Linked DNA regions of Homo sapiens: region 2 is linked to region 1. A link is a loop called in an ENCODE intact Hi-C map of the cell type or tissue named here. Cell type or tissue: mammary epithelial cell. All regions are shown on one strand. Links, peaks and the distances in the headings refer to the core of each region. The heading gives the core; the rest is flanking DNA. Region 1 overlaps LOC105375170 (a long non-coding RNA gene). Region 2 holds the start of LOC124901596 (a long non-coding RNA gene).

Region 1 (15,936 bases), core at 3,654-11,653:
AGTTTTAATGTTTATGAAGTCCAATTTATCAATTATTTATTTTTTGGATTGTGTTTTAATGGTGTTTAAAAACACTTGGGCTAACCCAAAATTAAAAAGATTTTTCTCTGCTGGGCACAGTGGCTCAAGCCTATAATCCCAGCACTTTGGGAGGCCAAGGCAGGAGGATTGCTTGAGACCAGGAGTTTGAGACCAGACTAGGCAGCACAGTGAAACCCCATCTCTACTAAAAATACAAAAATTAGCCAGGCATAGTGGCCCATGCCTGTGGTCCCAGCTATTCAGAAGGCTGAGATGGGAGGATTGCTTGAGCTTGGGAGGCGGAGATTGCAGTGAGCCTGGGCGGCAGAGCAAGACCCTGTCTCAAAAAAAAAAAGTTTTGCTTTTTTCATTCTTATTTAACCTCTTGATAGTTTTAAATGGCATCATTTGACTTTCTCTTTTAACTATACAACAATTTATTATATTCTTCATTAGCCTATATTTTATTTTTATTTTTAATTTTTTAATTTTAAATTAAATTAAATTAATTAATTAATTAATTAATTTTTTTTGAGATGGAGTCTTGCTCTGTTGCCTAGGCTGGAGTACAGTGGCACGATCTTGGCTCACTGCAAGCTCCACCTCCCAGGTTCACGCCATTCTCCTGTCTCAGCCTCCCTAGTAGCTGGGATTACAGGCATGCACCACCACACCCAGCTAATTTTTTGTATTTTTAGTAGAGATGGGGTTTCACCGTGTTAGCCAGGATGGTCTCGATCTCCTGAGCTCGTGATCTGCCCGCCTCGGCCTCCCAAAGTGCTAGGATTACAGGCGTGAGCCACTGCACCCGGCCTATTTATATTTTTTCTACATATTTTATAGATGCATTCTTTCTACTTTGTCAGAACTTATGATTTTATATGCTATTTTTTTAACCTATACTCTCAATTTTGTTTTATTCATAGATTTCTAGTTAAACATATTAAATGTTCACTACCAGTATGTTTTCTTGTTACTACTATTAATATTATTTCTTGGTTGCATGAAGATCATCCTCTAGAAGACTTCTTGTCAAAGGTTTATAGGTTCATTATTTCCTAAGTTTCTGTACTTTTAAGACTATTTTGTTATAGTCTTGATATTTCAATTTCAGCTTAGATATAAAATCTCTGGGTTTTGCTTTCTTTAAGTATCGGGGGAAATTCAGTGCCTGATATTTCACATAGTTTCTTTTCTATTTTCCGTAAGTGTCAGCGGGTCTGAGAAATAATGGTAAAGAGTACAGAAGAGAGAAATTTTAAAGCTGAGTATCCGGGGAAGACATCGCATGTTGGCAGGTTCCATGATGCCCCTTGAGCCTTAAAACCAGCAAGTTTTTATTAGTGATTTTCAAAAGGGGAAGGAGTGTATGAATAGGGTGTGGGTCACAGAGATCACATGCTTCACAAGGTAGTAAAATATCACAAGGCAAATGGAGGCAGGGCGAGATCACAGGACTACAGGACCGGGGCAAAATTAAAATTGCTAATGAAGTTTTGGGCACGCACTGTCACTGATAACACCTTATCAGGAGACAGGGTTTGAGAGCAGACAACCGGTCTGACCAAAATTTATTAGGAAGGAATTTCCTTGTCCTAATAAGCCTGGGAACACTACAGGAGACCGGGGCTTATTTCATCCCTTATCTACGACTGTAAAAGACAGCCGTCCCCAAAGTGGCCATTTCAGAGGCCTCACCTTAGGGACGCATTCTCTTTCTCAGGGATGTTTCTTGCTGAGAAAAAGAATTCAGCGATATTTCTCCCATTTGCTTTTGAAAGAAGGCAAATATGGCTCTGTTCCACCCAGCCCACAGGCAGGCATACTTTAAGGTTATCTCCCTTGTTCCCTGAACATTTTTGTTATCCTATTCTTAAGGTGCCCAGATTTGATATTGTTCAAACACTCATGCTCTACAAACAATTTGTGCAGTTAACACAATCATCACAGATACCTGAGGTGACATACATCCTCCTCAGCTCACGAAGATGACAGGATTAAGAGATTAAAGTAAAGACAGGCATAGGAAATCACAAGAGTATTGATTGGGGAAGTGATAAATGTCCATGAAATCTTCACAATTTATGTTCAGAGATTGCAGTAAAGACAGGCATAAGAAATTATAAAAGTACTAATTTGGGGAACTAATAAATATCCATGAAATCTTCACAATTTATGTTCTTCCGCCGTGGCTTCAGCTGGTCCCTCTGTTCAGGGTCCCTGACTTCCCACAACATTTAAGTTTCTTGAAAATGTCACTCTATTGTTGGCTTTCTTTGTAAGTTGCTCTTGAGAATTATGGTTGGCTTGTCTTACTCTTATACCTAATTTGCTCTTTTTTGTCTGGAGGGCCTGCATGTGGATTTTTGTTCTTTCTGTTTTAAAAAGTCTGATATTTTGCAAGGCTATTTCTCAAGTTCAATTATCCTCAGTAAAATTTTCCAGGTACGCAGGAAGCCCTTTCAATGTATAGATTTAGATTTTCTTGGATTATTGGTTTAAATATTAGCTCTGTTTCATTGTCTTGTTTTTCTTCTTCAGGGATTCTAAGTGTACATATATTGAATATTTGTCTACCTTAGATTCCAACCTCCTTCTCTCTGACTTTTAAAAGTTCTTTATGTTATTTTCATTTTCTTGGCTTCTTTCTCGCATTTATTCCTTAGTAATGTGTCACTTAAATCTATTTTCCTTTGGATACCTTATAATTTATTCTTCATTTTAGGGATATTTTATCTGTGTAATTTCTTTCCTGAGATCTATCAACTCATTGCATTTCTTTCTTTATTTGTATACTTCTGTGCTTACTTTTTGCATTTTTTATTAGAAATTATATATGTATATCTAAATGCTTATTTGAAGATATTTAATTAAGACTTGAGGTTATATTATAGTTTCTTCTGCTTTGTGGTTGTTTGTGGTGGAAATTTTTTATGATATGTAATATCTTTTTTTTTACAATAGCATTGTATAGGGTTAATTTGTTTTGCTTCTATTCTTATGCATTTTCTTGATGGGCTTTTTAGGTTGAGCATATTCTCTTCAGTGAGTGTAATAAAGTTAAATATCACTAATAGATGATTTTGTTGGTGATGAGTGGTGGTAGATAGGAAATAAGAAGGGTCTACATGTACTGTGATAGTTTTTATTTCTGCATGCTCCTTAATTTTTCCTGCTTGCTTCCTGCTTTCACTTCACTGACAGTCTATGACGGGCATTTCCTCTTCTCTATTTTTTTCCCTTTCCCCCAGAAGCAATGCTTCAATGTTGCCAATTTCCAACTCGCTCAGTTGTAAACCCCTTCCCTGTAGCTGTCGCTGTGAACTTTCCAGTTCCAGACCTGTGTTCAGTATTTTGGTATTTAGCTTTGGACTTTTCTCTTTCTAAGGGTAATTTTGTCTTTGCTTTATTTAAAAGTCCCCTGATATTTTTTTTCTTTTACACGAAGTGTTTAAAGGCTTTCTACCCTACCTTTCCCAATCAGTGAAAATCTGCTGGAATTGTTTGTGTCTTTATATGAAGGGAAATTGAAGTTCATAGTATTCTTGGTCTCTTAGTAATGCTGAAAATGTGGGTCAAGTTTCATTTGATTTGAGCTCCTTTTTCTTTTCTTCCCTGTTCCTCCCCTTCTCCTCCTCCTTCTTGGAAATTATGTGGAGAGATTTAGATTCAGGTATCCACTTCTATGGCCAATTGGATTGCCTACTTTCACATTTAATTTACACTTTGTCTGGATTATTAGTAGTTGGAAATCATTTTTCTTTTATTGTCTTTAACATCTAGAGCTGATATTGAAAAGTTAAAAGCCATTCTCATTGTTGGTCTTTTGTATGTGACACACTTCTGTTCTCTGAAACTTTTAGTATTTCCCCTTTTCCCAAAGTGGTTGCATTTTCCAGGTAGATGTTCTGCTGTGAGTTCCTTTTTCTCCATTGTTCAGGTTACTAGCTGGAGCATCTTGATCTGAAAACATGGGTCCTTCAATTCTGGAATAATTTTTAGAATTATTTCATTGATAATTTTGTCTGCTTATTTGTATACCCTCCTCACTGAATCCTTATTATTCACCTGTTAGACATCATAAATAAGTTCTTTAGGTTTATTTTTCTCTTCTTTGGCCTCCTTTTCTTCTCTCTCTCTCTCTCTGTACCTCTCTGTCTTTCTCTCTCTCTATTCTCTCACTTCCTTCCTCTCTCCTTCCACTTTCTAATGTTTTCTTTAAAGTTTTCTATTTTTACCATCATATTTTAAATTTTAAGAGATAATTTGGATTTTTGCTTCTATTGTTATTTTAAAATAAAATTTTATTCTTGTTTGTAGATATATCTTCCTTCATTTTTCTGAATAATAACGAATTTTGTAAAATTTTTACCCTCTGCGTTGTCATAATGACCTCCATTTTGGGTTGCTTTCATGTTAGAGTTTTGCCTAAAGTTTAGTAATCTTTGGTTTGGCTGTTTATGTTAACAAGTGTATCATTAAGGAGCTGATTGCAAGCTGTAGGCAATTTCATGAGTCTTGTTGAATGTAGGCTTCTCAGTAGGAGGGTATAATTTGGTTATTTTTGTTGAGGAAACACCTGATATTATAATCATTAAGGTTTTTTGGGGGGATAGTTGGATTCCTGAGAGAAAAATTTTCCAATGCCCCCACTGTACAGACAAAAAATGAATAATCGAAACCGACCTTGTCCAACCTATGGCCTGTGGGCCACATGTGGCTCAGGATGGCTTTGAATGCAGCCCAACACAAATTCGTAAATTTTCTTAAAACATGAGATTTTGTTATGATGTTTTTAGCTTATCAGCTATCATTAGTGTTAGGTAGTTTTCTTTGTTTGTTTGTTTGTTTGTTTGTTTTTATATATGGAGTGTCACTCTGTCACCAGGCTGGAGTACAGTGGCACAATCTCAGATCATTGCAAACTCCGCCTCCCGAGTTCAAGTGATTCTCTTGCCTCAGCCTCCCGAGTAGCTGGGACTACAGGCACACGCCACCACACCCAGCTAATTTTTGTATTTTTTGTAGAGACGGGGTTTCACCATGTTGGCCAGGATGGTGAAATCTCTTGACCTCGTGATCTGCCCGCCTCAGCCTCCCAAAGTGCTGGGATTACAGGGGTGAGCCATCGCACCCGGCCAGTGTTAGTGTATTTTACATGTGGCCCAAGAAAATTCATCTTCTTCCAACGTGGCCCAAGGAAGCCAAAAGATTGGACACACCTGATCTACACAAATACACTCACAACATTGACAAATTTCACAAATATAATATTGATTTAAAGACACAAGATAGAATGGAACTCATATGATGTGGTTCCATTTTTATGAAGTTCAAAATGGTGTAAATGTGTCAGTTGTGACTGCATTCATAAGTGGTAAAATTATTTAAAAGTTTTCATTTAGGGTTTCCTGAAAGCAGAACAAGAGTCAAAGGCTTATGGCAAATTGTTTATGTAAGAAGAGATCTTAGGAAGCAGGGAGACTGAGAAAAAAAAAGGCAGACCAATATAAGTGTGTATTTTCCAGGCCACTGATAAAGACAACAGGTTGTATTACACCAGGATCTCTGAGGGCTGGACAGATGCCTTCCAGAATTAGGTCTGATGAATAGGAGGTTGGGGAATTTATCCATCAGCTCCTATTTACCATTGTGAGGGGGTTGTACTCTGGGGTGATAACTCCCCTTCCTATATGTGGTGGTCTTGGAAATTTCTTGGAACAGAAAAGCTGAGATTGCAAGCCAAGCACTTCAGGTGCAGCATTGTCAGCATTAACTGAGCTTACAGGTAACTGTCCAACAGAGCTGTGATTGCAATTAGAGGCGGACTGAGGAATTGTGACGCACAGCCCAAAAGTGTCTGCCACAAAAGGCAAGATTATGACTAATAGCAGACTCAGCATTGCTGGTTATCCCTAGCAAGGAGGGAAAAATTGTAATGGAAAAGGTGTAAACTATGGGCATGGAGGTGTTTTGGAGTGCTGTAATACCTCTTGATTTTGAATTAAGCAAATATTGCATTGTAACTTTTTAATTGGATTTATAACAATTGGGTTATTATGATGGAACCCTTAATAATAAAAGAGGGAACTAGATTAATGGTAACAGCTCTGAAGTCCAAGTATTTAGCCTCATTTCTATATTCAAATTATGTATGATGTGGATGGGGCATTCGTGATTTTATTCAACGAGACATTAAAAAATAATACAAGAAGATAAACTCACAGTTCTGCTGAGTACTGAGAAAAAGAAAGATAACATGGAATACACTTAAGAGACTATATAGTTTTGGTGTTTGGTAATAATGGTCTGAATTAGTGTGGTGGCAGTGTGAATGCAAAGGAAATATTGATATAAAAGCTCTTCAGATCAGTTTGACTTGATGAAGAAATCAGCAGATATATTACTGAAACTTAAAACTATCATTTTTCTCAACCACAGAGAATTGACTATGCAATTTTCTATGTGTGCCACAGTATTCCATATCTTAGACACACTTTGATTATAGCTCTTATCTCACTGAGTTTGGAACACGTGTATACCAGTCTACCTCTCTATTTCAAAGCCAACATTGAGAGGAGAAATTATGAGTTTCTTAAATATATTAGTTGCATAATAATGTTCATTGAATGAATGAATGATTTAGTGCAATGGCTTAAATGAGACTGAAACCCAAGCTGGGTATTAACTTCATCAATGAGACCCTTTGCTAGTGCTAATATTGAGCTGTAGAGGGAATAGGGGAATAGACAGAATGGTGATAACAGATGAGATTTTTTTTTTTAATTGCCTCTTCTGCAAAATAGCAAAGGTGTGCTTTTCTTTTACTCAGTGGATCAGGCAGCTGTAAAGATAAGACCAATCTTCTTAGTTGGCATTTTGGGTTTTACATGGTTGGACAAGAAGAACAGACTCCTTAACTTTTATTTTCTGCCATGAAATTGGGCTTGCATGTGAATTTGTCGTCTCTTACTTGCTACTTTAATCCAACCCTTCCTATAGGGGGAGCTAAGGGATTTCAGTACATTAGATGTAATAAGTTCACTGTTGGCTGAATACAGCATCACTACTTTTATATTAAAAATATCATAACACTATCAGTAATGTTTGTTGAACAGATGTAAATGACTGGGATTTTTTTGTCACCTACCATGAGTGATTTACTATGTCGAGAAGTACCCACAGGGTAGGATGAGTGAGAATGGATATTAGGACCCCGTGTCAGTCAGATAAGCTGCTACTCCTGGGAGCACAGTTTCTGAGAAGTTACCCAAGCTCAATGTCTCGAAACTAAAAAAAGGGAAAAAATACTTCTCAAAATCTATGCCAAGGAAAATTATTTCATAATCTGTATTTTGGTATTGTCATAGTGAATGGGGTAAGCAAATAACAATACAGACAGCATGTGCTTTGTTCTAACATTGCCAAAATTAGATCAGAGTCTGGGATAAGATCACTAGCAACAGACATTGATTTTTCACATGGTACCTCTTTGGTTGCTAAAAATGGTGCATAAAACTGTTTTACTCTAATCAACATGGTCTACATCCTCTTCCTTTTCCCTGCCTCACTCTCTTAATGACACCTTGGCCATTTGAAAACAGTAGGATAGTCAGCAGCAATTGTTAATAGTGAACAAGATCATAGGGACTACCTCTCTGTGATAACAATTCCATCTTAACTTTCAGGAGCTTCTGCTTTTTTTTAGTATCATGAATGTCTGATTCCAAAGAAGCTCCTGCTTATGGCCCATAAACCTCTGCCATAAAGTCAGAAATGCTGTGCTCACTTCACAATAGGCAAAAACTACAGTTTAACAAGCTAGTTGTTCACCTCTCCCCATCATACTTACATGATGCTTTTACCTTCTTTGTTTGTGTACTCCCTAAGAATGTCGTATCTGGGCTTTAAACACCTTAAATGACTCAAACTGTTGTGAAAACATTTAAAACTATTTGAAAACAGCAGGTTAGTTAGAAAAAGGAAATGGAATGTAAGAATAGAAAGGGAGGGGATACAACTTGGAAAAATATACTTGTCACACCAGTCTTGTTTACACTAAAGACTCAGCAGTGTTTTAATAGATGAAACATAAAGGAACTTAAATTGTATCTATTAAATACACTTTATTAAAGTGAACAAACTATCCTACAAAGAGCAATTGCTAAATTTTTGGATAACTTCATTCTTCATCATAGAAGTGATATTAAAACTTTAGTGATATAATTTTACGAATTTAATTGCTTGTGATTTATCTCATTTTATGTTGAACTTTTTTCATAGAATTTTCTTCTGCTTTCTTTAAAATTTCTTCTTGGCCAAAAGAATCATCAGTAAAATTGAGAATGGAGAAAAATGAATTGCACCTTTCATTGTGGTTTGCTTTTACAAGCAATAAAAGCCACTGTTTTTTCCTCCTTTAAATAAGGAAAATGAATTTGGCTTGATGGGAAAGATTTGTGGGTCGGGGAGAGTAAGGGAGAGGGAAGAAGGAACAATTTTTATTTTGTTTTTGGGGATGGAAACAAGGCAGATGCATTAGTATCATCAGTGATACGGTTTCCTGTGCTTTGCTTACTGACATAGTGACTTCCTGTGATTGCCTTAAGGGCTGTGGAATGGAGCTGCTGGTGTACTCCCTGACCCTCTGCTCTACCCACATGCCCAGGAAGGGCAAGGTGACTGACATTTCTCCTCTATAGAAACTTGCTGTCTGTACCCCCAATTTCTTCTCCTCTGCCCTTTAGTCCCCTGCTTCAAGGGAATGGCAAAAGATTGCTTTGAAGGTTAATTAGGATTTCACTTTGTGTACAAGAATGGAAAGGGGAAGGATATATAGAACAGGGGAGAACAAGATGTTTGCATACAAAAGCCACTGGTAAATCAGGTTTGGTAGAATGGAGTTTGCACAGAGAATAAAGAATGGATTGCAATTTTCAACTGAGATCATAGAAAATATTTTTTAAAGTGTAACTATTTTTAGGAGGTGTTAGTGTCAATCTCTCAGGAACCATTTTTATATATAACATATGTGTAATTACTTCATATAGTGTGAAAGCTTTATACAAATCTCATTAATATGAGATATTATGGTATTAGCAAGATTGTATGAGATCATGGAGATGGGGTAGAATATTTAAATGTTTCTCTTGATCTGCATACTTCACACTGTTTATAAACTAAGAAGTAAGATTAATTTAACATTTTAAATTCCCTGTTTAGATTTCTATGTTGTCATACATTTTAGTGTCTATAAAAATAATAGCAATCCTGGTTATTTTCCATTAGTCAACCATAGTGCATGTTAAAAATCTGGAGTTATTTTTTGTTGCCTACCCATCTTTTCCAGCTGATCTTCTTCTTAAATCTAAAATATTCTATAGCTATTTCTTCTTCTCTGTATATTTTTAGCAATCATCCTATTTCATGCATTGTCACATCACTTCAACTTTTTTTTTGTTTTTTGAGACAGAGTCTCACTCTGTCACCCAAGCTGGACTGCAGTGGCATGATCTCGACTCCCTGCAACCTCCACGTCCCGGGTTCAAGCAATTCTCCTGGCTCAGCCTCCTGAGTAGCTGGGACTACAGGTGCCCGCCACCACGCCTGGCTAATTTTTTTTAATTTTTAGTAGAGACGGGGTTTCACTGTGTTGGCCAGGCTGGTCTTGAACTCCTGACCTCATGATGTGCCTCCCTCTTCCTCCCAAAGTGCTAGAATTACAGGTGTGAGCCACTTCACCTGGCCCACACCTAAACTACTACAATAGTTCTTCAGTTTCTCTATCTTCAGCATTTTGTACTCAAATCCATATTTCTCAAAACAACTTAAAAATCTCAACACCCTTTTCATCATTCAAACTAAGTATATGCAGAGACTTGACTTACAGCTGAAGCAATAAGGCAGGAAATAGGAGGTACAACTTTTCAAAAGAATAAAGTAACATTATCTTTAAATGAAGATAATATGATTGTGCACTAAAAAATCAACTGAAGAGTTATTAGCATTAGTAGAAATTTGTTAAAGTGGCCAGATACTAACTAAATTTGTAAAAACCCATGATTTCCTTGCCCTTCAGGCTCAGGGACAGATCTACTTGTGCTTATGCACTCGATGAAAATGGTTTCATTGCCTTCTGAATCTCACCAACTCCGTCATGAGACCCAGGCCAAGAGGTTGGGCAGACACCTTGACGTATCTGATCACTGTTCTTCTTCTTTTTTTAGCTAAGCATATTTTCCTCAAATATAACCTGGTCTGCAGAGGTGCAGCTCTGACTTCAACATCACCATTAATAACTTCATCACCAAGCAATTTTACCTTCTTGGAGCTGAAATGTCAAGCATCACCACTTGTGTGGAGGGACTTTGTAGAGCTAAAAAGCCTACTGGAGTTGTTTCAGAACAACAAAAAAACCACCCCCCAACAATTGTTGAAGAGTATTTCATTTGTGTAATAAAAGAGCTGAAAAAAATATTCCAATTGAGCATTCTCTGGACACCCACAGTCCCTTGGCCCTGAAGAAACAGTTGACCTTACTCTGGGATGGGGCATTAACAAAAGACAAAAATTAAGTCCTGAGAATCAGAACTAAGAGTCAGAAATACGCAAGTGGTTGACATCTTTGTGTCTCAGCTTTCTGACCTATATCCTAAACATGATGTGTGTGAGACTCTTCATTTGCTGTCTATGAATGTATAAATGTTATAATGTAAGAATGAAAGAGAGTTGTGAACTCCCTTGATTCTGCCTCTCTTGTTTGTTCTTTGAAGCCCAAGTGCCCACAGATACTCAAACTTACTTTCTTAGGATGCTTTGAAGATATGTGAGGAATCTCAGCATCATACCATGCAGGATGGGGTTTTCTTCCTTCTTCCCTCTTGCTGGCTTTCTGGAGATAAGTGTTTTACCCACTCCTTTCCTGAGACCTTGTCTCCTAATAATTAAAAAAAAAAGGGTCTGGTAAAATGGAGAAGCTATGAAGTGACTGTGCGTCATAATTCACTGGAATTATGCTAGTGATAAGGTGGTCAGACTTATCAAGACATCAATTGTTGGCATTGTTGCTGTGTCTTTCCGAGGCCAGATCAGCAAAGGTTGTTCCCTTCGATGCTTTTCTCCTACTTGAGGAGTAAAGGACATCAAGTGTTAAGGGGAAAGTGGGTGGATGATTCACTATGAACTTGAGCCAGTGGCTGAAAGAGGTTAGATTATAGAGGAGGGTGGCAGAGGATGGGAGAGCAGGGAGGAAGGATTTTCTGCAGCTCATCTGAGGTGGGGACTGATAGGCATTGCTGAGAGCAGAACAATATGTTTATGCTGGTGTTCTTGTTATGTTAGAACAAGTTCTTCCTTTTGGTAACAGATTACACTTTTCTAGTTTTCCACTAATAAGGGCCTAATTAAGAGGATTTATTTGCAATTTGGGCTACTGGTCCTGATTTCTTCCCTTTGCCTCACTCCACTCATGTCCTTTACATCAGCAAAATGGGTGTCCTTTATTTCTGTATGCCTGGCAGGGAGGAGGAGATAGTTTCTCTATCTTGGGTCAGTTGATTCTTCTATACTCAGCTATCTCACAAGGAGGGGTGTGCATCCTGGGGAAGCATCGTCCATGTATGCAACACCTTTGGCGTGAAAATTCTTGAAGGAGCACAATCAATTCTGAGGCTGCCCACAAGACCTGACTAGAGTGGGGACAAAGTAGTCTAGTTGCCTTAAACCCATTCAGGTTCAATGACTGAAAGAGATGGAAAGAGTTTAAGGGACAGGCAATTATTCACAGTTATTTCAACTGGTTTCTTACAGCTATCTTTTTTTTTTTTTTTTTTTTTGAGACAGTGTCTCACTCTGTTGCCTAGGCTGGAGTGCAGTGGCATGATCTTAGCTCACTGCAACCTCTGCCCCACGGGCTCAAGTGATCCTTCTGCCTCAGCGTCCTGAGTATCTGGGATCACAGATGTGTGCCACCATGCCGGGCTAATTTTTGTATTTTTTGCAGACATGGGGTTTCTCCATGTTGCCCAGGCTGGTCTCAAACTCCTGGACTCAAGTGATCTGCCAGCCTTGGCCTCCCAAAGTGTTGGGATTCAGTTGTCTTTTAAGAAAGGAAAATTTGCTCTCAAAAACACATAGGAAAATGTCAAACTTTTTTGACACTTGAGCAGATACCCTATAGAAAGAATACTATCTTGTTTTCTCACCACAGTTTCTAAGAAAGTGAGTAGGAAAAATCCAGTGTTTTTTCAAACGGCCTCCAGAATGATTCTCAAGTGGTAGTTGAATAGTGAGAGAATCATAAGAGAATTCAAGTGTGAGGAATTACAGCATTAGAATTCACATATCACATGTTGAATTTGTAGCTATTATTCTTTGAAATGAATACAGGTTATTCGTTACCATGTTTTTCAACACCTTCTTTTAAAAAGTTATCAACCTTTCACACATAGATAGCTATATCAAGTAAACCCTATATAGTATGGTAAATAAAAGTTGCTAATTCTTCGGACAGCTAATTGGCAAACAATACTACATCATCGTTTAGAGCGATTGGATATAGATTTGGCTAAGATTATAGTTCAAGATGAATTTGGGAAACTGAGTAAATCGTCAGATCAATCAATCAATTTTCTTGGGGTAAAACGTCTACAAATATGATTTTTGCCAACTCTGCAAAATACGAGAACTGAATTAAGATATTGTGAATAGCTCTCACTTTATTGGGTTCCATTTATGTATGAAGGAAAGATTTTTCACGTGAATAAGATTTCTAATCTGGGCAAGATCTTAGTGTAAGTGTTTCTAACATAAAGTTTCATCTTTTATAAACTTTCCGCTTGTCAAAAAGTTTGATAGGGTTAAACAAAGGGCAAAGAACATACTGATAATAAAAGAAATGAATACAATTAAATAAATTTTAACAAGTTAAAATTAAACAGAAAAATTAATCGAATCCGATGACAATATGATGGCAGCTTTTCTCAAAATACCAATACATTTATGTCATTCATAGATACAAGGTTTTCTTTTCAGTGTTGTAGTTAGGATATTGCAGTAAATGTAAGGATCTAGTGGTGGATGAGGGAAATTGAGGCAGTAGTTATATATATAGATACACACACACACACACACACACACACACAGAGCTAGAAGTATTCTTTGTTGAAAAACCCATTGTACTTTATTGCACTATTAAGGGAAATGGTCCAAATTTAGTGTGGTCTTGGCCTAGATTTTTGAGATAGTTAATATTGAGATATGTTCATATTTTAGTTTTGATGAATCAATTTAAAACAACTTAGAGATTACATTATTGTCCCAGTTCTTCTGAGAATTGTATCCTCTCTGTTTGTGAATCTGTTACTTAAAAAAAAGAAAACAATGCGTTTAAGAATCAGTACTAATAAGTGGCAGTGGAGTCATGCTGTCTGGCAAAAATAAAAAAGAGCAGCGTTTTTGGAAACGGACTTTTTGTGGCTTGGGCTGTCTTTTAAGTCTCACCGGAAGTTAATTAAAATGAGCTGGGGTTTTTTTTGTTTTCTTTTTAAGTTTATTTTATCATTTTTGAGTTTACTCACTTAGTGGCAGATGCCAGAAAATTCCTCAGTCCATGTTACTAATTGAAAAACAACTCTCAATCTGGGAGGAGAGCTCAGACATTCCAGATATCTCTTTCTAGTTGGATTAAAGGGTTTTCATTCTAAATATCTTATTTGGAAGAAATGTGAGGAATTTCAATGTTCCCAATCTTGAAACCATGAACAAGAGGGTCAGCCATGCCAGGCTTATTTCTCCAAATTCTTTTGGAGCTCAAAAGGTGTGGTCTGGACTAGGATGCCTGTGGGTGATATCCAGGAGTTTCATATATATACATATATATATATGTATATATAAACATGAATATATATGATTTAAAAATATATATATGATTTAAAAATATATATAGATTTAAAAATATATATGATTAAAAAATATATATATAGATTTAAAAAATATATATGATTTAAAAATATATATAGATTTAAAAATATATATGATGTAAAAATATATAGATAGATTTAAAAATATATGTGATTTAAAAATATATGATTTAAAAAATATATATGATTTTAAAATATATGTATATATATACACACACACATTCATAATCTGAGTGTATCCTTATTTTAAAAACATGTATATTACTTCATATCCTGATTCCTTTAGGGAACTTCAGTTTGCTTTGATCAGTATTTCTAAGGGTCTATGCTATGTTTTCTGGCTTGCCAATCACTTAGACTTCTGCCCTTCAAAGATAACATTCCTGGCAGTGATTACTATCTCTGTGTGGGGGTATGTTGCCAGCAGTTATTTCACATTGTGCACCTTGAGTGTTTGTTCTGATGTAGCTGCAGATGATATTTCCAGTTGTCATTTTTGTCTCAAGGTTAGCTAGGCTTTTCTCAAAACAGAACAGCCTCTGTGTTGTAGCAGTGTACCCACAGACTACAAACAGAGAGAATTTCAGATATCTCTAATGCTTTTTTGAAGAGGTTTCTTTCTCCTTTCCTTTTCTTGTTTAGTAGTTCATGTCACATCATAGGGTGCATGTTTGGATAATAAGATTGGTAATACACTGGGAATGCCTCTGAATACTGCCTAATTTAGCAAAGCACTTGTTGTTCCCCCCGCCCCATAAGGCACAGCGAGGCTGTGCAGAGTGAGCCATTGATTTTCTACTCCAACTTCAGTGGCTTAGGCTGGCAGATAAAATAAAGTGAGTGTATGTAGGGGTGGGGTCCCTGGGGAATGTCTTAGGAGCGCCAATAGAAGTCAGATAAGAAGGTAGGGAGGTTTTCAAGGAAGATCATAGTGAAAACATGCTGTTCCAACTTTAAGAACTAAGAGATTTCTAGGGTTTTTATGGTTTTAGGTCTAACGTTTAAATCTTTAATCCATCTTGAATTGATTTTTGTATAAGGTGTAAGGAAGGGATCCAGTTTCAGCTTCCTACATATGGCTAGCCAGTTTTCCCAGCACCATTTATTAAATAGGGAATCCTTTCCCCATTGCTTGTTTTTCTCAGGTTTGTCAAAGATCAGATAGTTGTAGGTATGCGGCGTTATTTCTGAGGGCTCTGTTCTGTTCCATTGATCTATATCTCTGTTTTGGTACCAGTAGCATGCTGTTTTGGTTACTGTAGCCTTGTAGTATAGTTTGAAGTCAGGTAGTGTGATTTCTCCAGCTTTGTTCTTTTGGCCTAGGATTGACTTGGCAATGCGGGCTCTTTTTTGGTTCCATATGAACTTTAAAGTAGTTTTTTCCAATTGTGTGAAGAAAGTCATTGGTAGCTTGATGGGGATGGCATTGAATCTGTAAATTACCTTGGGCAGTATGGCCATTTTCACGATATTGATTCTTCCTACCCATGAGCATGGAATGTTCTTCCATTTGTTTGTATCCTCTTTTATTTCCTTGAGCAGTGGTTTGTAGTTCTCCTTGAAGAGGTCCTTCACATCCCTTGTAAGGTGGATTCCTAGGTATTTTATTCTCTTTGAAGCAATTGTGAATGGGAGTTCACTCATGATTTGGCTCTCTGTTTGTCTGTTGTTGGTGTATAAGAATGCTTGTGATTTTTGTACATTGATTTTGTATCCTGAGACTTTGCAGAAGTTGCTTATCAGCTTAAGGAGATTTTGGGCTGAGACAATGGGGTTTTCTAGATATACAATCATGTCGTCTGCAAACAGGGACAAGTTGACTTCCTCTTTTCCTAATTGAATACCCTTTATTTCCTTCTCCTGCCTAATTGCCCTGGCCGGAACTTCCAACACTATTCAGGACATAGGCATGGGCAAGGACTTCATGTCCAAAACACCAAAAGCAATGGCAACAAAAGACAAAATTGACAAATGGGATCTAATTAAACTAAAGAGC
Region 2 (15,936 bases), core at 5,240-13,239, 84 kb after region 1:
TACTCTTGCTGATTTTCTGTCTAGTTGTTCTATAAATATCAATGTTGAGATAGGAGTGTTGGAATTTCCAACTGTTAGTGTTGGATTTGGAGAAATGGCCTCTTTATTGCTGGCGGTTGCTAAAGTTCTGACTCTCCACTTAACATTCTCTGACACCATCTCTGTGGAGGGAGGTTGAGGCACCTCAGCATAGCCTACCATGGGTAGAAGCCCAGGCACTTTGGTCCCTCCCTCAGTATTTGCTGGTGTGGGAATGAGCATAAGTGGAGCTGTAGGTTTTTTCTTCCCTCCCCGCCTCTGGTGTTTAGCTGGAATAGTCATTGTCTAAATATTTGTTTTTGTCTTTATTTCGATTTGGTCTTAGACTGCCTCTTTCCTGGTCCTTTTCCTACAGAGAAAAGGCTTTATTTCTTATATATTAATTTTTTGTCCATGCCTATCAGTGATTTCAGCTTCTTAGCTTCTTTTCTTTTCTTTTCTTTTCTTTTCTTTTCTTTCTCTCTCTCTTTCTTTCCTTCCTTCCTTCCTTCCTTCTTTTTTTTTTTTTGACAGAGTTTCACTCTTCTCACCCAGGCTGGAGTGCAATGGAGTGATTTCGGCTCACTGCAACCTCCACCTCCTGGGTTCAAGTGGGTTCTCCTGCCTCAGACTCCTGAGTAGCTGGGATTACAGCTAATTTTTATATTTTTAGTAGAGATGGAGTTTCACCATGTTGGCCAGGCTGATCTCGAACTCCTGACCTCAGGTGATCCACCTGCCTTGGCCTCCCAAAGTACTGGGATTACAAGTGTGAGCCACTGCGCTCAGCCTGCTAGCTTCTTTAACTGAAAGTCTTGGATATATGAGACCAAATGAACATCTAGGGAACTCAGCATCATATCATTTCTTAGGTCCCAGGGTTCATAGCCAATCTGCCTTCTTTTCTTGTTTTAGAATCATCTGCTGCTTGTTTTACATGTAAGGTCCAGGGTTTTAGTTTAATTTGTGGGAGAAACAGGAACAAGTGCATCAACTTCATCTTCTCAGAGGTGGAGCCAGGAGTTGTGCATATTTAACCAGTGGTATATTTTTCTAACACATCAGAGAGTTAATTACTGCCTAATCTGAAATGCAGTTCAAATCTTATGAATCTCTACAAATGAATGATTTATTTCAGGTCTAAATTATTCTCTCTACTCAGCAAATACACTAAAGTAGAATGCAGTACTGATACCCATGACATTGTGAGTTATGAAAAGTAGGAAGGTTGTTTTCCTCTTATATAAATATATCAAGATGTTTAAGGATTCTGATATAGAAATGAATGGTATAGTACTTCAATACTTAGAAAAAATAAAATGTTTTAATTTGTTCAAAAAACTTCTAGGGTCTTACTATTGATATCATGATAAAACATTTCAGTCAAATGAGTTAGAGGGTAAAGCACTAAATCTCGTGTCCTGAGAGTTTTCCAGCCTGCTTAGGCAGATACCAGGAACGTTTGTTTTGTTCCTGAACACGTTAAACACCAAAAAATATCACAGAGTTAAGCATTAACTAGACAGCGATTTCAAGCACATAGAAAAACATTAGGAAAGAACAATCAAGAAATCCAAAGAAATTTTGCCTAAAATTAAACCCTATAGCGTAGGTCAAATTTTATTCAAATTTTTAAAGATTATAAGATTGCTGGGATAAAACAAAGTCACTGCAAAATAAATTAATTACTGAAATCTTGTGGTCTTTCTTTAAAAGTTATGTCAAGTAAAATAAAGCAAAACCTTGATTATCTATCATATTCCTAGCTTTGTGCTACCATTTTGGTTTTTGCAAAATAAACACTAGTAAAGCTGACTTTGATTTATGAAATTCAGCGGAACTTTGCCCATTTTGAAGATCTCTTTTGACTAATAATTTTCAGGAAAAAATATAATTATATTTCCTGTAAGGTTGTGCTGCCAGGCCATGCATGGTAGGCTACCTATACACAACAAGGTAATTACAGAAATGAAATGTATGCATTTAGAAACTTTTGTGGAAAGTTGACATTGCAACAACATCCAAATATGTGGTCAGTGTATTCATCTCACTGAACAGATTCTGGACCAGTCCAGGTACTACTGAATTTATGTGTGAGCCCATGGGATACATACTGCTCACTAGGCACGTGCATGTGGAACACATATTAGTTCTGGCAGATAAGAAATTTAAAAAACAGAAAATGGTGCCAGGCATGGTGGCTTACACCTGTAATCCCAGAACTTTGGGAGGCTCAGGTGAAAGGATCACTTGAGCCCAGGAGTTCAAGACCAGCCTGGGCAACATAGTGAGTTGTCTCTACAAAAAAAAAAAAAAAAATTGAAATAAATTAGCCTGGTATGGTGGCACACACCTGTAGTTAGTCCCACCTACTCGGGAGGCTGAGGCAGGAGGATTGCTTGTACCCAGGAGGCTGCAGTGAGCCATGTTCATGCCATTGTACTCCAGCCTGGATAGCAGAGTGAGACCATGTATCAAACAAACAAACAAACAAACAAACAAATGGAAAAATGGGTCCTTTACAGATATCTTAGCATTGCTGCCAAGCACATATTATGTGGGTCTTACGCAAACATATTTATTTTAAAACTATACATAAATTATAGCTAATTTAGCAAATTTCTAAGTCAGCTCAAGTAAAATTTTTTTTATTTTGTGATTAAAATATTGACTAGAATAAGAAAACACAGCTAATCATTTTAATCTTATAAAAACCCTACCACAAGACCAGTGTTGTCAGAAATTGTAAAATGCTAAGTTATATTAGATTTCATTATTCCTCAAAGTTTCAAAGAACAAAATAAGTATTCAAGGGAAATTTTTAAATCATTTTACTCAGGAGACTTTCCTGTGCATTGAAAATAAGAATATACAAATAATCTGTCCACTTCTCTCACCTCCATTCCACCATCATTACTCTTGACCAGTGGTCTTCAAAGTGCAGTTGTCAGACCAGCAATTTTAATATCACTTGGAAACTTGTTAGAAATACAAATGTTTGTTCTTCATTCCAGACCTACTGAGTTTAAATCTCTGAGGCTGGGACCCAGCAATCTGTGATTTAATAAGTCATCCAGGTGATTCTGATGCACACCGAAGTTTGAGAACCACTTCTCTTTACCAAGATATTTCCATTACTCTTGGTTACCACAATAGCTTCCCAACTCTAATTCCCTTTCATTCCTTTCTCAACTCTATAGTCTGATCAATATTTAACAACAACAACAACAAAAGTCAGGTTTCTCTACCTATTAAAAAAATCAATGATTTTCTAATACTCTCAGGCTAAAGACCAAAATGTTTAACGTGATCTGTAAGGCACTTTAGGTCTGGTGCCCAGTCCACCTCTCAGGTCACTTCTAACAGCACTCCCTCCGCCTCTCAGCCCTTGCCCCTCTGGCTTCTCTCACGCCTCTCTACTGGCTTATCCCAATTCTTTCCTGATTGATTATCTCTAACACACCCTTTAGGAGAAATCTATTTTTCAGGAAAGTCTTCTGTAGCTTTCCAGGTTAAGAGTCTCCTGCATAATTCTGTAAATGTATAATTCTGTTGTTTAATAGACCTTGTATCTCCTAGCATCTATCCCAATTGCAATATTATATTCACATGTGATTATTTGACTGTTTGCCCATCCCAATATCACAAATTAGTGTGTAAGCTCCTAGATAGAAGAGACCATGTCTGTTTTTTGCTTTTCCTTGTTTCCCCAGAGGCTGGCACAGTGTTTACTCTGAGGTTGACATTCAAGAAATATTACATAACTTAATAAATGGCTGACTGCCAAATAAATGGACCCCTAACCTAGGAGTGGCTCATACTGCAATGGGACAATGATGGATGACTCTCTGGCTGTGCTCCCTGTTACTACAGTTTTTTTTTTTGAGACGGAGTCTCGCTCTGCCACCCAGGCTGGAGTCCAGTGGCGCCATCTCGGCTCACTGCAAGCTCTGCCTCCCGGGTTCACGCCATTCTCCTGCCTCAGCCTCCCGAGTAGCTGGGACTACAGGCGCCCGCCACCATGCCCAGCTAATTTTTTGTATTGTTAGTAGAGACGGGGTTTCACCATGTTAGCCAAGATGGTCTCGATCTTCTGACCTTGTGATCTGCCCACCTTGGCCTCCCAAAGTGCTGGGATTACAGGCCTGAGCCACCGCGCCCAGCCGTTGCTATAGTTTTTACCTTCCATCCACCTCAGGAACAGATACTGTACTGACACCATCCCAGGAGCAACCATCTTTGAAAAATAGGGTAATTCTTGCTCTTTTTTTCTGCTGCTACAATACAGCAGAGTATCAGCAGAGTCCACCATACTGGAAGAATTTCCATCAAGTATTACAGCTCAGTGTAAATTTTCCCATACCAAGAATTGAACAAACCAGTCATCAGTGGCATTCTTTTTATGATTCACTGGGCTAAACTGGGGATTCACCATAATTTACAACTTTTTGTGGAAAAAATGAAATCCCATTTTTAAACAATATCCTTACAAACATACCTACTTGTTTTTAGGGATTCACTATGTAAGCAGTAATTTGTTTATTTTTTTCTCTCAACACTCCCACTTCTGCCAAATTCAAATGTTTTTCACCAGCCCAAAACCTTCCGCATCCCCCTCTAAAATTTAGGACAGAAATTATTAAATATTATACTTGATGACTTTTTAAAATCTATTCCCATTTATTCTTCCTCTGGTAATCCTTAAAGGATAAGAGCTCTTGAATATGCCCCTTAATTAGTGATGTTGGGAGAAATTCTGTATGGCAAACCTAAACTAAAAATAAATGTTTCTAAATTCTAAAACAGAGCTTCTATCCCTTCTTAAGGAGCTCAGTGACCTCTTTGCCTCTCACTCTGGGGCAAATCAGCATGCCTCAGCCACTGAATGTTTTTCCCACTGGGTTGGAGGATTCCAATAATAAATTAACTTACAGGAGTGAACAATGGAGTAACTCCCCTTAAGGCCAAATCAGATGCAATCTGCTCAAAGTCCCAAATCAAGGAATATTTTAAAAATGTGGTTAACATAATGGATATTATTCATGCTTTGATCTTTTCAACATCATCCTCACAAAACAATCATCATCTGCATCATCATCATAAAATATGAAGGTGTAATTTTTATGTGTGCCTGGTAAATAATGTATATATTTATAATTCGCATTTTATAAGTTGCAAGGAATGTGTACATATTTGTGAATAAATAGAATGTTTATGTGTATATATGTATGTATATCTTTCTACCTATGTAGAAAGTCATCAAGTACGTTATGTGTATATATGTATGTATATCTTTCTACCTGTGTATAGGTAGAACCTCCCATATATGCATGTGTGTATATACCTGTCTTTCTAACTATACATAGAAAGATATCTATGTATAGGCAGAAAGATAGGTATATACACACATGCATATATATATATATATGTATACACATATGTATATATAAAGATATATGTATGTGGTTTCATATGTGTGCATGTTTGTGTGTATATATACACACATGCATATATATACACCCATATGTATATATGAAGATATTTATAAAGAAAATATAAATATATTATCTTTATATACACATATCTATGTATATATACACAAACATGCGCATATATAGGGGCACATACCTATTTTATTAAAAGACTAAAGGCAGCAAAGTGGAGCTGTAAACATGAAGGATAAATCATTTCATACCTGGAAGAGTGCTGTCTAAACACTGCCCATCACCTAACCAAGAGTCATCATCCCTAACTTTTTTTCATAATTGACTATTTCAGTTAATAGCCCTAGGCTTCAAGAAAGGCTGCGCATCTTGGAAGTATTAGGGCATGAGTCATGAGTCTTGATTCTTCCAAATAAAATATGGTAACTCTTTCTAGTGATTTGTTTAGGAATGTATGTGTAAGATGATGATGGGAAGTCTACTGGAATCTCTGAGAGAAGATTTTTCTTGCAAAAAATAAAAAGACCTAATGAAAGAACACTCTGTTTGGACCGTTAGTCTCTTTTGGTGAACAGTAAGTGGTAATGAGAGAGGCTTAGCTGAGTTTTTGGCAGTTCTTTCAAAGCATGGGAGCAAATCTTATGTCTTGAAATCCATAAGGTAAATATTACTCAAATGTCTAGGTTGTAAAAATATATATTGTAGGCAAGAAGAAGTCAGTTTTTTAGTTATGTATTATTATATGATTCCCTGAGAGGCCATATGAGATAATACCAAAACCACACAAAGAAGAATGAGGACACTGATGTAGGACAGAATCTGGAACAGCCCAGAAACATTAAATGTGTCATTATAACAAGAAGTGTAGGTATCAGGTATAGGGACTGCAGCAGGTAGAAACCAGATCTTAGAACAGTCAGGAAAGTTCCCAGAGCATATTCGGAGTTTGTCTAGACTCAGGAAGTATGCCTAAGTCTAGAAACATCCTAGAGAGCTATGTCCAAGAAATCATCCGATATTTATACTTTCAGTACTGATAAGATTAGGCAGACCCTACAAAATTATTCCTCTTTTTCATTACTAGGTTATTTCTAAAATGAGATGAAATCCAAAATAATGATATTCTATATTCCCTATAGATAAGGATATGTACATTTTAAAAAATTATCTTTGATATAAAACATTGGTGTTGGTGTAATATTGACCATCATCTCTGCTTACCATTTATTTTATGTCCAGAAAAATAACGATCTTGTTTCAAAATGTACACAGTCAAGAGACTTAGAAAGTTAGTGGCCAACATGCTCAAAAATCTCTTGAGTTACAAAAATAAATTTTCTTTTCTATGAGGTCACCCACCTAAAGTGTAGGAACATAAGTGAGTCCTCAAAACCCAGCTTTACACAGGTTAGAAACTTGTCCTCTTAATTTAGTATTTTAAATTTAGTGATCCATGCAGTAGTGGACATGTTAATGTACATAAGGAAATTTTCATTTTATGTAATATCTGTGGTTTATCTATAGGAAATTTCTTTTTATATGAAAAAATCTTTCTTCAACAAAATGGATTTTGTAGTATTAATACACCTTGAGTCATTAGGTGTCTCCAGTTGATAAATATTATGTAATCTGATGGTCCTAAATGTATTGGATCAATTGTATGACAATCTGTTTGATTAATTGGCAATAAATATAGAAATGGCTCCAAAGCTGGTGATATTGTATCACTCTTTTGTTGTGGTATGAAGTATTGGCAGTATACAGCTAGAATGCTCACCTTGTCTTAATGTACATTCTTGAATCTACCATCTGAGTTATTTGGCCCATATTGTCAATTACATTGGCCGACAGTCTTTTATTTTTTAAGAGACAGAATCTCACTCTATCACCAGACTGTGCAGTGGTGCGATCATAGCTCACTGCAGCCACAACCTCGACCTCCTGATCTTAAGTGATTCTCCTGCCTCAGCCTCCCTAGTAGTATGCCACCGCGCCTGGCTAATTTTTTTAGAACATTTTTTGTAGGGACAGTTCTCTCTATGTTGCCCAGGCTGGTAGTGAACTCCTGGCCTCCAGGATCCACCTGCCTTAACCTCCCGAACCGCTAGGATTACAGGTATGAATCATGGTGTCCAGCTGCAACATTAACTCTGCTCCAACTGGACCTGAAGTGGAAAAAAATTGTTAACTTGCCTGTAGTATTTATTTTATACATATCTTCTACAGAAGAGATTTCAGAATTTATAGAAATATTTTAAAAAAATCATTTAGTGACAATAGAAATTTTAGTGTCATCTTCCTTATACATGCTTAAGCTCTTAAAATTTCATTCTCAAAGAGGAAATCTGGATGTAGATAATGAATATCATTAAAATGCGTATGTAGGAATTCTTGAAACTGACACTCGTTTCGGCAACTGGCAAACCTCCTCTACTGGAAACAGCCCTGGGCTAAGAGTCAGATGATTTGCACTCTGATTTACCAGCTAGAAACCTTGGATAAGAGACCTAACCTCCTTAGTCTTATATTCTCATTTGTTAAATGGATATGACCATATCTTCTTTAATTGATTTATGGGGTATGTTGTAAGCATTAAAATGATGAAGGAGGTAAAAGCTTTGTAGAACATGTATGCTATTTAGATACAGCCATTTTAACATGGCAATTTAGACTCAGTTGATCATTTTGATATTATTTAGCATAATTTTTAAAATAATGTATTGATTAGGAAAGATTTGGATAAATAGTTTAGAAAAACCCCACTAAATAATGATGGCAGAAACAATGTATTTTTCTCTCTGAAAAAATTCTCAGAGGTACCAATCCAGGGCTGGAATGGTGGCCCCATGATGCCGTCAGTGGACCAGGGGGCTGTCTCTCCTCTCCCTTGTCTTTGTATAGCTTCCATCCTTAACACTGCCTCAGTGAGTTCTAGCCACTTCATTTGTAGTCTCTGCAGGAGGAAGAAGGAGACGGAAAGGGTAAAAGGACTTCTTTCTCAGCTGTCATTCCACTGCAAAGCAAAGCATCTTCCTGGAAGACACACACAATGACTTCTGCTTGGCTACTCCAAGAGAGTCAAGAAAATGAGTCTTTAGCTGAGTTCATCAAGAGTTTACTGTGGTCTATAAAACAAATGATCAAACTTCTGCTTTTTCGTTACAAAAAAAAATAGTGAAAAGCAAATCTGTATCTCTTTCTTGAGACCCACTCTTCCCTATCCCTGAACCTCCCACGTCCCTACCCCTTCTCCCCAAGCTGAGAAATGGGACAGTAATGCTCAGATGGAATGAGAGATGGGCTAACGCTCAAAGATACCTCAGAAATGTGTACTTGGAAATAAAGAACATGTGTTTAATTTTTGACGTGGTCACTTTATTTGAAAATATTAAATTCTCATTTGTTAATTTTTTGGAAAATATTTATTGAACACCTACTCTGTGGTAAATATGACAGAAAATGTTTATACAGATGGTTATTTCAAAATGTAAGTGCATTAGAGATATTAAAATATGGCAAATTCAGAGCATAAATGAGGTGGGTACAGGGGCAGTATTTAGATGAGATGGTAGGAGGTAGAATTTAGACTGAAATCAAAAACCAGTTCTTTAAAAAATTGTGGTATTCCTACTATTAACACTGATGGCAAGCCTTATAACTCACTGGACACAAATGCATGTGAGGTCTTGTCACTTTGTTTCTTTTCCATGTAAGTCACTCTAGAATTGCCAGTGGTGGGTTATACAGGGGAAAAGAAATTATGAGAACCAGGCCCACATAAATATTTCTTCTCTTATTGTATTAATCACTTACCTACTGAACTAATTATCACTGCATGTGTTACTCTAATGTGATTAAACCATATTCAAACAGCATTGCTAATATCCCACGAGAAACTCAGTAAAACTCCCAACAGACCTAGGCAGTAAAAGGGAGCATCAATATAATCTTTTTCCCTGTTTTTACTTATGATGAAACAATACCATTTTGATTTTAAAATCATCTTGTTTTAGATTATGTATGAATGTAGTTATAGTATTTTTCACCAGCAACCGCTTGCCTTCTCTAAAGCTGACAATTCTTTTTTTTAGTATGAGGATTTAGATTCTATTTAAGTATTGTAACTATTAACAATAAAGTGACAGTTCCATCCAACAGCAGTCGTTGGGCACTTGCAATATACCATGTACTGTACCAGCACAAGATAAGACAAAAATAAAGTATCAGGAAAAAGGCTAGATTTCTTAAACCCACTTGCCCACGTCATCATGTTATATTTATGGGACCATGGCCACATACTGCCTAAACCCATTGAACCAAGAGTAAAATTTCCATTTCTACCTAGTCAACTTCAATCTATTAATGGCTCCTTTTTCAATGGGGAGAGTCTAGGTGCATTCACTTTAGATCATTATCTATGTTTGTGGAATCAATTTGTATCCATTTTAGACTATGGCCTATGCCAAGAAGAGGGGAGTTTATTACTTGCCTTCAGGGCTCTTGATTCATCTCCTTGCGTGAGCAGCCTGTGAGCCTGCCCAGTGTTTGAGAGGAAGCTCCTTGTATTGGAGCACATGTGGTTTGGCAGAGCCTGGTGTGAACATGTAAGTGCCAGTAACCAGTGCTGTGTTCCAACGCTGCATGCTCATTATAATCTCAGCCTGATCATTATCATGCCTCTGGCAGGGCCTGCTTCAAAGGAGCCTTGCTTGTGATTTGAGGGAAAAAAGCCAATAGAAGACACATCTAGAAAAACTGGTTGGCATTGCTTTGTGTGATTCAGCCCTGGATTATTCCTATAAAGGAAGAGAAGGCAGAGGAGGATGGTCTCAGACAATGCACCGTCATTACAGTTGGACGATATTGGGATGTTTCTGCTTCACATAAGCTTTTAAATAAATGCATATGCATTTATCCCATGATTGCCATGTGCAAACCACCGTGGAGGATCATGAAGATGTAAGACAAACATCCTGATCTTTGATGAGCTACAGTTTCATTGGGTAGACATGATCAATATACAGGAAAGAGGACAAAAAATGAGAATTTATGATAATGAAATAACTAATGAGGTTCATACTGTAATTGCTAGGAAGGCTCAGGCAAGAACTTTATTTTTTAAGGTTTACAGTGTACTTGCTTCATGTTTTGGATCAAGCAGAAGCACCACAAAATGTTTTCATAGGTAAATCAAGGGCAATAACATATTCATTCAACAAATACTTCTTGATGAAAGACTGACTTAATATTCACTCAGAGGTAGATTCCATAGAGTTAGAACCTAAGAGGAAATCTATTGTGACATATATTACTTGTGATATGCCAAGGCTTTGTTTTGCAAATTAAAATTCTTACAGTGCTAGACAGGGTGAAGGGTGATGACAGTAGCCACTGAGGCAGCCACTAATCAGCTCTAGTTCATTGTCATCAAAGATGAACGCAAGCTTAGTGTTGCTGAGTCTTCATATCATTTCAAGTGAAGCCAGAAATAAGAATTCTGAAATTCCCTAATATATAAAGCATTCATTTGTGGGTTGGGAGGAAGTGGTGGCTGTGGGCATGTGCCTGCTATTTCCAAGAGCCATCAATGTGCGGTGCTCTTGGCAGCAGTAGATCTCCATCCAGCTTTCCTCACCAGCTCTGGGCATCAAGGACAGGATTGTAATGTGTTTTAAGAAAACACTGCACTGGAAACATGCTAATCAATATGTAAAGTACCCAACCACTCCATACTAGATGTAAAATAAGAGATGTATTTGAAGGGGTTTTGGAAGCAAACATCTAAATGGGAAATAGAAGCAATTATCTTTCTAAATATCATCCTTAATAGTTTTTTCAATTTGGAAAAAAAGAAAAAAAAGCTGTAGCTGCCTTTTCTTGTTAGAAGTCTTACATGAGCTAATCTTTCTGATTTGCACAGATTACTATGTGGCAAAGCCTTGCAACTTGCTTTAAGCTTCTGTGTGTCAGGAAGGTAAGCAGGGATTTCAATTCTCTCATGGGCTCTTGAGTGGATAGAAGTGTTGAGTAACAAAACACACCTTTTCTTTGCACCTGCTTTAACTGAAGAATTCAGGAGGCTAAAGAAATCGGCTTCCCTTCCTTTCCCCATTCTGTAATTTTTCATCCACCAAATAGGATTGGATAATCAAAATAAATGATATGAGACCCTCATTTCACATTTTATGATAATATCCTCCAAAGGATGCTTGTTCACTCTTAACAGTATCTCTTGGTTACCATGACAAGGAAGAATGGGAAAACCACTCTCACATTGAAAGGAATCCCTTGTTTGTTTCGTTGTTTTGTTTTGTTTTGTTATTGAGTTGTACTACTGTTAACAAAAGACATCACAATGAAGCACATCTCATCTAATAACCCTTGTGTAGCTCTAGTCATGTTAGTGGTTCTGTAGCCCTGGTGCCATCCAAGCTCCCCAACAGAATCTCCCATTGCCACTGAAGTCCAGAGACCCAGAATGTGAAGTAAAACTGGTCCACAAAAGAAGCTGTTTTTCGTGGCCACACTGCAATCTCTGACATTCAGCAATTATCTAGGATCAGGCAAATGGGCAGAGAGGGACTCCTTCCCCTCCTGGTATCCTAAGTGACAGCTGCTCCATGTCACCAAAGCTCTTTTTTTTTTTTTTTCAGATCAAATCCCCACTTCATGAAAACTAAAATTTAAATTAAAATGTCTGTTTTGGGGGATGGATTATAATTATATTTCTATTCAATGATTCATATATAATCTTTGGTCTTACAGAAATATCTTAAAACTTCCACATTTTTCATCAATATTTTTCTAGCAGCATAGGGTTTGTGTTCAGCCATTTGTGAAGACTTTTACACATAATTATTTTTCATTTGAAATGCCTTCTGAGAAGAATAATAGTAAAAGTATGATTAATTAAACAATTACAGAGTGAGTCAATTTCTTGATTTCAGGTTTCTGATGAAGATAGAATTCTCCCCAGCCAAATTTCCAGTGAACTCTCCAAATTATTAGAATCAGGGGAAATACATTTTTATTTCTGGAACCAATATTAAAGGTAACTCATATTAGCTAGATTTTTCTCTGAGAATGAACTAAGTTTGCAGGAACTCCATATATATGTGTGCATAGATAGATAGATAGATAGATAGATAGATAGATAGATAGATAGACAGAAAGACGGACAGGCAGACAGATAATCTCCAAGAAGCCCCGAAGAAACCTGCCTGCTGCATTTCTGCATTGCTTTCAACCAAAAGCCCTGTGGGAATAAGGCAATACCAACACTGTGATGCATGATTGGTCTCAACCAGTATTTAAACAAATGAAGGTCTGGGAGGAGACAGGATGTGGGAGAGACCCCCACCACAAGCCCACCACCTTCACCTGTTGACATTAAAATATCCTCAGCTCCCAGGTCTGTGTTTTCAATTCATGTATATTAAATGATTCAGAGTCTGGCAGGAGGAAACACTCGTAGGAGTGTTTTGTTTAGTTGTGTTTCGTAGCTGCGATGTTTTGAAAATCAGGTTTTTTTGAGAGCACATAGCTAGATAACAAAACTGGCACAGAGTTCCAGGGTTGAAGACAGAGAAACTGAGAAACAAGCCATGGGACCTGGATTATGTGGGTCATACGGACAAGAATGCATGCGTGGTATCTTCTCACAGTGTTCAGGGACTTGTTATTGCTGTCACTGTTTTTAAATGTGATTTCTGTACAGATTCACTCAGTGTGACTACATCTGGATTGTTCAACATTGTTCAGTATTTCCTCTTATGACCTTAAGAAGAAGAATAATTTTGTCAAGGAAAGTGCTAAATTAATAGGGTATTTTTAATGTACTTAGACTTTGAGAAATTTTTGATGATTTCTGAAAAGTTTAATAATGCCATCTTAGGCAGAGAATAGTTTCTCATACATCCATGAAGAAAAAAAAATGAATTAAAACTCAAATCTTAAGCAAACATAAAGGATGAATTTATTTAATATCACAAAGAGTAAATTACCATTTGTTCAATGGTAATAATTGCTTTAGAGGGGGAAAAAACAGGATAGAAGGACTAGCAAGTGCCTGAAGGGTAAGGATTGTGGGGTGTGGTTTATAATTTTAAAGTGGCTGTTTGGCCTGCAGGGTGGCTCACGCCTGTAATCCCAACACTTTGGAAGGCTGAGAGGAGAGGGTCACTGGAGCACAGAAGTTCAAGACTGCAGTGAGCTATGATTGTACCACTGCACTCCAGCCTGGGTAACAGAGTGAGAGCCTATTTCTAAAAAAATAAAAATAAGTTAAATAAATACATAAAGCAGGTGTTCAAGGAAGTGAACTGCAAAGTGACATTTAAGCAAAGACCTGAAGAAGGTAACAAAATATATAGAAAAATATTTCATTTTTACTTTCCTTTCAGAAGCAGATAAAGTAATTGATAAGTATTTGCAAAGAGCAATATTAGAATAATTCATTTCTTTAGGCATTACCTGAGAAAGATGTAGACAGACTACTGGAGACCTGTAATCACCTCGAAGGCTGGACCTGGATGAATCTTCTGTAAGATCCTAGCAACTTCAGCTTTGTTCAGGGTAGTTTTAGGATTCTATGTAACTTTGTTCCCCCTTTTTGCGAATTAGGAATGTAGTCCTTCTATGTTTGTATACTTAAGGACTTTTATTTAATAAACAGAAACATCCCATTCTCTGGGCAGTATAATAGCAACAAGAACAGTGTACAGAGTCCCAGAGTGGAATTGAAAGCCAAGTTTTGGGCTGAGTGGCCCCTTAGTAGCCTTAGGACTCAGAGCAACACATTTAATTTATCTGTGTCTCCGTTTTCTCATCTGCTAAGCGGTAAGTAGATATCATCGTCCTCAAAGTTTTTTTGTAAGTTGCAAATGTTTATGATTTCCAAAATTCTGTTATTTTACCACTTGTTTCTGAGCCTTTGCCTGAAACAGAGGGCAGCAGGATAGCAACTGCCTTGTGGAAAGTTCTGTGGGTGACTCAACAGGCCAAACAAGGAATCGGGAACATTCCTTTATACCTGTGCCCATGTAAATCCTCTCCCTGAGTTTTCAGCTATAGTCATTTATTGCACAACCTGTTAGTGACCTTGCCAAAGTCCTCCTTATCCATTACTCAACCCGCGTGCCAAGCTGCTTCAGCTCCTGCTATTGTTTCCCAGGAGTTTATAGCTGCCCTTCATTGCTCGAAGCTGCACTTTGAAGTGTCCTCACACTTGTGGTTGTCCTGTTTTATCTCACCATGCCCAGATTCCGGGAATCCTAAGGTAATCCCTCATCTAGAAGGTCAGTGAAAATTTGGTGTGGTAGGTCTTACTGAAGAATTAAATGGGCCGGGCACGGTGGCTCACACTTGTAATTCCAGCACTTTGAAAGGCCAAGGCGGGTGGATCACCTGAGATCAGGAGTTCAAGACCAGCCTGGCCAACATGGTGAAACCCAAGCTCTACTAAAAATACAAAAATTAGCTGGGCGTGGTTGTGCATGCCTGTAATCCCAGCTACTCTGGAGGCTGAGGCAGGAGAATTGCTTGAACCTGGGAGGCAGAGGTTATAGTGAGCTGAGATTGCACCACTGCAGTCCAGCCTGGGCGACAGAGCCAGACTCCATCTCAAAAAAAAAAAAAAAAAAAAAAAGAATTAAATGAAGACTGGCTGTATTCTGGCAGTGTAATGGTGTTATTTATTTACTTTCTTTGATTTTGGTGCAAAAGGATGTTTGCTGTTTAGCAGTGCTCAAAAGTCCAAAGTTCAATTTAATATTCCATTTACTCTTTCCTGCTTTTACAAAGACTACTGATGAATATATCAACCCATATTGGTCATCTTTCTTTTCTGAAACAAGGAAGCAGTATTGTGGTATAGCAGAAAGAGCACAGGTATAATGTGGAGATGAACAAATTGGATTTGAATTACAACTCTGCATTTTACTTGGCTGGGTATGTGGAAAGGTACTATTGCTGCTACAACTGAGTATTGATGGTAATAATTTTATGCGTGTGTATATTCCTCACTACTACCTGATAAGGTTTCATTTTCTTTAAAATACAGATTGTAATATCCATTTCACAGAATTTTATGAAAATTAGTAAGAGAGAATATGTGTATAAAACATTCAATCACTAAATGCCCAACGTTTCAAACATACTAGATTTCTCCTTTTGAACGTTTTTATTCAATATCGTTAGGCTTAAAACAATTATTTTATAATTATTTCATGCCTATAAATCTTGTCTCAGTAATCTCCTAATAAAATTTGTAAAAAAAGAACCAATGCCACACATTTCTTTAGTGTCTCCAGTGCAGTGTCTGAACTACTTGAGGACTTTTTAATCTGTTCATAATTTTCAATTTAACGTTAGCATGTTAAATTCTTAGCATTTAACACAGTGCCAGGCACATAAAACTTGCTCAATAAATATTTTATGAGTAAGTGGGCTTCCTCATTTATTTGCCCATGAATCT

Evidence for each region. Peaks named below come from ENCODE experiments on the same cell type or tissue, not always from the same donor. Only the 100,000 strongest peaks of a DNase experiment are listed, where the experiment ranks them.
Region 2: it touches region 1 in a loop (3.0-fold over the local background); 3 of 110 quality-filtered maps call a loop at or near these places.

What each region holds. Positions count from the first base shown.
Region 1 is chr7:17,002,202-17,018,137 of GRCh38, forward strand. All of the region lies in intron 1 of LOC105375170 (a long non-coding RNA gene), which reads left to right. It overlaps LOC124901595 (a long non-coding RNA gene), which reads right to left. Exons shown (of 4, transcript XR_007060239.1): 3 at 10,823-10,957. Among named protein-coding and RNA genes, the nearest start is that of AGR3, 130 kb to the left of the region's middle. RefSeq lists silencers at 14,224-14,518, 14,244-14,538. In mammary epithelial cell, for the core only: a CTCF peak has its summit at 7,017 (motif pointing right); a DNase peak (open chromatin) is centred at 5,870; H3K27ac peaks cover 253 bases.
Region 2 is chr7:17,085,105-17,101,040 of GRCh38, forward strand. LOC124901596 (a long non-coding RNA gene) reads right to left here and starts at 14,405. Exons shown (of 2, transcript XR_007060240.1): 1 at 13,935-14,405. It overlaps LOC107986772 (a long non-coding RNA gene), which reads left to right and starts at 14,700. Exons shown (of 3, transcript XR_001745107.2): 1 at 14,700-14,758. RefSeq lists an enhancer at 9,908-10,052 and a cis regulatory region at 9,980. In mammary epithelial cell, for the core only: no CTCF peak of the experiment used is centred there; DNase peaks (open chromatin) are centred at 5,837 and 10,077; H3K27ac peaks cover 2,635 bases.